2 separate regions of the Homo sapiens genome follow, and region 1 is linked to region 2. Evidence: chromatin contacts called from ENCODE Hi-C or POLR2A ChIA-PET data. All regions are on one chromosome and are shown on one strand. Each heading gives the region's core, a stretch centred on a gene start or an enhancer-like site at or near the end of the contact. The rest is flanking DNA. Distances are from core to core; before and after follow the strand shown. Region 1 overlaps LOC105373718 (a long non-coding RNA gene). Region 2 has its middle 45 kb from the start of RBMS1.

What was found. A loop is a pair of places that touch in the nucleus more often than their neighbours do. ChIA-PET counts read pairs that join two places held with the same protein, here RNA polymerase II (POLR2A). Pooled maps may share reads with other maps.
Region 1: a map of astrocyte of the cerebellum shows a loop between it and region 2 (5-fold over the local background). The contact joins two enhancer-like sites. A Hi-C loop is called at or near these places in 2 of 168 maps with a recorded cell type or tissue (astrocyte of the cerebellum and transverse colon) and 2 of 50 pooled maps. POLR2A ChIA-PET finds 5 or more read pairs at or near these places in 3 of 52 experiments (MCF 10A, OCI-LY7 and activated T-cell).

What each region holds. Positions count from the first base shown.
Region 1 is chr2:160,581,560-160,584,355 of GRCh38, reverse strand. The region is part of intron 2 of LOC105373718 (a long non-coding RNA gene); the gene reads left to right. Among named protein-coding and RNA genes, the nearest start is that of RBMS1, 89 kb to the right of the region's middle. Within about 2 kb of position 1,380, at least 6 of the 41 ENCODE cell types and tissues checked have a DNase peak (open chromatin) inside an H3K27ac peak, as active enhancers do.
Region 2 is chr2:160,537,463-160,540,162 of GRCh38, reverse strand. No RefSeq gene overlaps it. Among named protein-coding and RNA genes, the nearest start is that of RBMS1, 45 kb to the right of the region's middle. Within about 2 kb of position 1,387, at least 3 of the 41 ENCODE cell types and tissues checked have a DNase peak (open chromatin) inside an H3K27ac peak, as active enhancers do.

The DNA of each region.
Region 1 (2,796 bases), core at 131-2,630, 44 kb before region 2:
CCTGCAGTACCACATGTGCCCTGCTTGCCTGGCACCTCCAAATGGCTGCTGCTTGGGGCACACTGTAACCTGTGCTATTGCTCTTCCCTGTGAGGTTTGGGCTGAAATGAAAGCAAATATCCATTACAGTTGCCTTCTTAGCCCCCATCATGTCTTCCCCTTCAAAGTACACATTCCATTCCTCTAGGCCCATGTATCTCAGAGTCACGTGGGCGACATAATTAAATGCAGACTCACAGGCCCCAAGCCCAGGAATGCTGTTTCAGTAGGTCTGGTGTGGAGCCTAGGAATCTGCATCTCTACAAACACCCCAGGTGACCACACAGCCCATGGTCTGAGAAATGCTGCTGTGCAGTGAGTCCAGTCACGCCACACGCCTGTCAGCTGAGCTATTCACTGGGGCTGCCTGAGCTGTTGCCCTGACCGAACCCTTCTTTTGTGAGATCGCAAGGCTTTGGGTAAATATTCTTTTTACTTTCATGGGTAGTGACAGAGAGAGACACAAATAGAGAAATAGTAACAGGAACAACAGATAATAGTTCCAGCCCCAGGAATCAACTGGCAAATTTCAAAGTTAACAGTTTTTGCCAAGCTGATTACTGGTCAAATATTTTTTGACTGGCAAGGTGAGAGAAAATCTGCATATTGATAAAACTGTAGATATGTTGGTGGAAAGATATACACATTTACACCCATTCTCTTTATGTCATCATTTTACAGTACGAAGAATAAAAACGCATGTGCACAATGAGTTAGCCAACCTACCTGATCAAGGGGAAGCAGAAATAACTCAGAACCTCAGATCTGTAAACATCTAGTATATTAACACTGTCCCAGAAAAGGCTTTGTGTATCAGACTATGAGGAAGACCTGCATCAAAGGCAGGAGGAGGGGACGACTGCAGAGCACAAAAGGATTTTCAAGCCCTCATTTCTGTCCTGTGCAATGGAAAATAGCAGAAATGTTGGCAGCAAGACAAAACAAATGGTATTTCAGACTCTTGAAAAGTATTATATTACATGCAGTTCCTAATGATATCTAGTATTAATCTAAAACTAACACCCAAGGTCAACTCTACAGTATGTTTTATGATTACTAAATGATACAACATTCTGAATGTCTGGGAACAGACATTTTTGCATGGGAGATGGCCTAGAGAGCTAGTAAGAAGCTTGTTTTTCTTTGTTTCAACATTTTCCTCTCCAACTTCCTATCACTCCCTTCTTTAAAGAAGAAGAAGAAGGAGGAGGAAAAATAAAACTATTTGTAGTAACTGCTCTAGTTTCTGCCCTTAGAAATCTGCTCTATTTATTAACTACTCCTCCGGTGAAGAAATTCCACTGAAATTCCTTCAGGGCCTGGCTGCCTTTCAGCTTCTCTCTGCACATTCCTGCCTCTATGTATGTCACCATCTTAAATAGCTGAGCCTTCTGTGCTTTAATAAGGTCTCTCTATAATCCTTTTTTTTTTTAAGAACACAGACCTAGTTTTGCTAAATTTCTGAATACCTTGGATTATAAAGCCCCCATAATACTAATTAATTTCTGTTCTACCTTGTCTCTGTCCTCACTGGTCGGCTAATAACATAAGGACCAGAACTGACCTCATTATAATAACTTCTTACATTTCTTACAGCATAATGGAAATGATTCCTCCAGGCTGGTATTTGAATTACATCCCCCTCCCTCCTGCTACCCCCCCATCCCCAACCCCGAGGCACTATGTTAAAGATTTAGATGTGCATTCTTCACAGATTTCAATTTTCTGGGTCCCAAAATTTGGGTACTAAATTTTTTACAAGGCATATTCTTTTTCTTTGCAAAGTTCATGACATGTCCAAGCATTGCACTGTCTGCATAGAAAACTAAACATTGTTACGCATGGTTCTGAATTACCATCAGCCAGAATTTATCAAAAAAAAAAAGAAAGAAAGAAAACTGTAAACATCCTATTGTCTTTCTTATGACAGGGGCTTGCTTGAAAAGAAGCTTTCAGAAGCTCTTAGTAAGAGCATCTCACCCCTTAGGGTATAAGGAGTCAGCAAACATTTTATCTTGATTTTACCCAGATGGAGGCTTTTGAGTTCTGGTCCTATGAGAAAATCCCAGAACTCTCTCCACAAATTTAGATTAGTGACGTATTTCATAAATGCATCTTTTCCCTTCCCCTTCCCCACTCCACTCCCCTTCTTAAATTATCTCCAGACCCTTGTAGCACAAACTAGTCTTGGAGCTGGATGAGGAATAATTTCCAGTGTTCTATACCACTGTAGGATGACTGTAGTTAACATTAATATATTATATACTCTCAAATAGCTAGAAGCAGGATATTAGATGTTCCCAACACAAATAAATGGTAAACATTTGGGATGATGGATGTGGTAATTATTCTGATCTGATCACTATACATTCTGTGTGTTGAAACATCACTGTGTATCCCATGAATATCTCTAATTATTATTTTTCCATTTTTTAAACTTTTTTTAAAAAATCAGTATTGGAGCAAAGAATTGACTGGCTCTTTTTGCTGATTCCTCAGCAGGATGAAAAGTACCCCTGTCCACATATTGGGACCCCTTCGATTTTCTATTCAAGTGGCTTTCTGAGGTTTTCCGTTGAGCCCTGGTGCACACTCAAGGCAATCGTTCTCTATATGAGCTGTCTGTGTCATCCTGAATAGTAATCTTACTTGGGGCTCACCAGGGCCCTCCTCTGGCTCATTCTTGCCCTAGCTCCCGCTACCAGTGATTTTTAACTTGTTGGTTTACATGGTCATGATGTCCCACATGGCTTGGGC
Region 2 (2,700 bases), core at 138-2,637:
TTTGGGTATAAGACATCCCAGGTTCATGTTGTACTTCCTATGTCACATACCTGAGAATCAGCCATGATTTCTTTCAGCTCAAAGGTACTTAGAAACCAAGATGGGGATGTTAAGTATAAATGTTGCTACTGGGTATCATTGCATAAGAAGAGACATATAAATAACTGAAACAGAATAGTGTGTCCAGAAATAGACCCACGCATACATAGAGAATTGATTTTTGACAAAGGTGCCAAGGTAACTCAATGTGAAAAGGATAGTCTTTTCAACAAATGGTGCTGGAACAACTGGATATCCATATAAAGAAAAATCGATCTTGGTATTTCTTCACACAATACACCCCCACACAAAAATCTCTAAATGGATCATAGACCAAAACATAAAAGCTAAAATTATTAAACTTCTAGGTGAAAACATAAAATCTTCACAACCTTGGGCTAAGCAGAGATTTCTTAGGACACAAAAATCATAAAAGAAAAACTTGATAAACTGAAATTCATCAAAATTAAAACTTTTGCTCTTTGAGAGATACTATTAAAAAATAAAAAAGCAAGTCACAGACTGGGAAAAATATTTGCAATACATTCACCTGAAAAAGGTCTTATATCTAAAATATATAAAAATATCTCATAACTCAATTTTTAAAATGTAATCCAATTGTTTAATGGGCAAAAGACTTGAACAGCTACTTCAAAAAGCAGATATATAAATGGACATTAAGCACATGAATTAGTCAACATCATTAGTTTCCAGGGAAATGCAAATTAGAATCATAATGAGATGCTAGGACACATCCAAATTAAAATGACTAAAATTAAAAAGACTAAAAAAAAAATAAGCGTTGGCATATAATTCTCATACTTTGCTGGTGAGAATGCAAAATGCTATAGCCATTCTGGAAACACTTTGGCAGTTTCTTAGAGTTAAACATACACTTACCATCTGACCCAGAAATTCCACTTTTAGATATTTACTCAAGGGAAATGACAACATAGGAATGTAAACATACACAAATGCTCATGGTACCTGGTTATATCCACTTTGGGTAGAAAGAGAACTGTCCCACGGTTTGAAGGTATATGATTCAGAGGCAGTGGCAAATGGCCTAGCTCTTTTGGCCAATAGAAAAAAAAAAAAGTGGTCAGAGACCTGTAAAAGGGAAATTGGAAGATTAAGTGCAATAAATTCTAAGATAGAAGCATGTGAATAGATATGGGCATGGGCACAAAGTATGAAGATCTATATATCACATGAGAGCACCCACCAGAGACCATCCACCATAGAACAGACACTAACCAACCATGTAGAATAACCTGGACATCTGACATCAGCAACCTCACTTCTTGGACCCCTGCCATCCTGGAAGGGTCAGAGATTTGTTCTCCCAAAATAGACACATACTCCAGATACGTATTTGCCTTTCTTGCCTGCAAGACCTCAGCCAGCACCACTATCCAGGGAGTTAACAGAGTGTCGGATCCACTAGCACAGGATCCCACACAGACCAGAGGACCCACTTCTCAGCAAAGAAGATACAAGTCTTCTGTCGCTATGAGTTCATAGCCAAAGAATTATATCCTGCATCACCCACAAGCAGCTGGCTTACTGGGAGGATTTGCTATACACAATAGTCTTTCAAAGTCACACTTGAGTTATGGTTTGTACCACAAATTGGTCAGATTCACCCATAAATCGTGTTTAGGTTATTTCCTCTTCCATCGGCTACTTGTAATGACTATCCTTATGAACACGGACGTCAGCTAAGATGTTTCTCTGACATGGGGTCTGAGAGCTATACTCACACAGCTTGCTTGTGCTGCTTCTGGTCCTGCTTGTGCTCAGCCCCAAATGTATCACTGCCATCTATACTGGATGGTGACTGGGCCTGCCTGGCCTTATGACCTTGTAGGACTGACAGAACTCAGATCCTGATGGGAGGTTCAAACAGATAGTCACTTGGCCAGGCACAACTCCATCTCTACCAGGGCTCAACTTTACTAAGATGACATTTTCAATTATTTCAATGTTTACATAAAGTAGTTCTGCTATGCAGTCTCCAATTTCTGTACATAAAGTATTCCAGATACATGCACAAAAGTTGAAAATGTAATATTAAATCAGCAGACTTATACGTCTTAAAGGATGCCAATTCTCAGAAATTAAAAAAATACAAAAGCCAGGCATAGTGGTGGGTTCCTGTAGTCCCAGCTACTCCAGAGGTTGAGGCAGGAGGATGACTTGAGCCCAGGAGTTCCAGGTTACAGTGAACTATGATTGTACCACTGCACTCCAGCCTAGATGACAAGAGCAAGACCCTGTCTCTAAAATCAATAAAACAAAACAAACTGTCAAAGTCCTAGTCTTACTTCATGTTCAAATCATAATCTTGTTTTGTTCTTGTTAATTTTGTTCTTAAAATTGAAAACAAAGCTTGAGTTCAAATAGACTAAAGAATTTACTCAGGAGGCTGAGGCATGAGAATCGCTTGAACCAGGGAGGCGGAGGTTGCCGTGAGCGGAGAGCACACCATTGCACTCCAGCCTGAGTGATGGAGCACAACTCAAAGACTCAAAAAAAAAAAAAAAAAAGAATTCAGGTTTTTGGCAAGCTTTATGGTTTTCATCTTTGTCATTATTAAGCATATAAAAAGTTCAATGATTGATATTAGCACTTCTATTTTTCATTAAGATTGGGACAAAA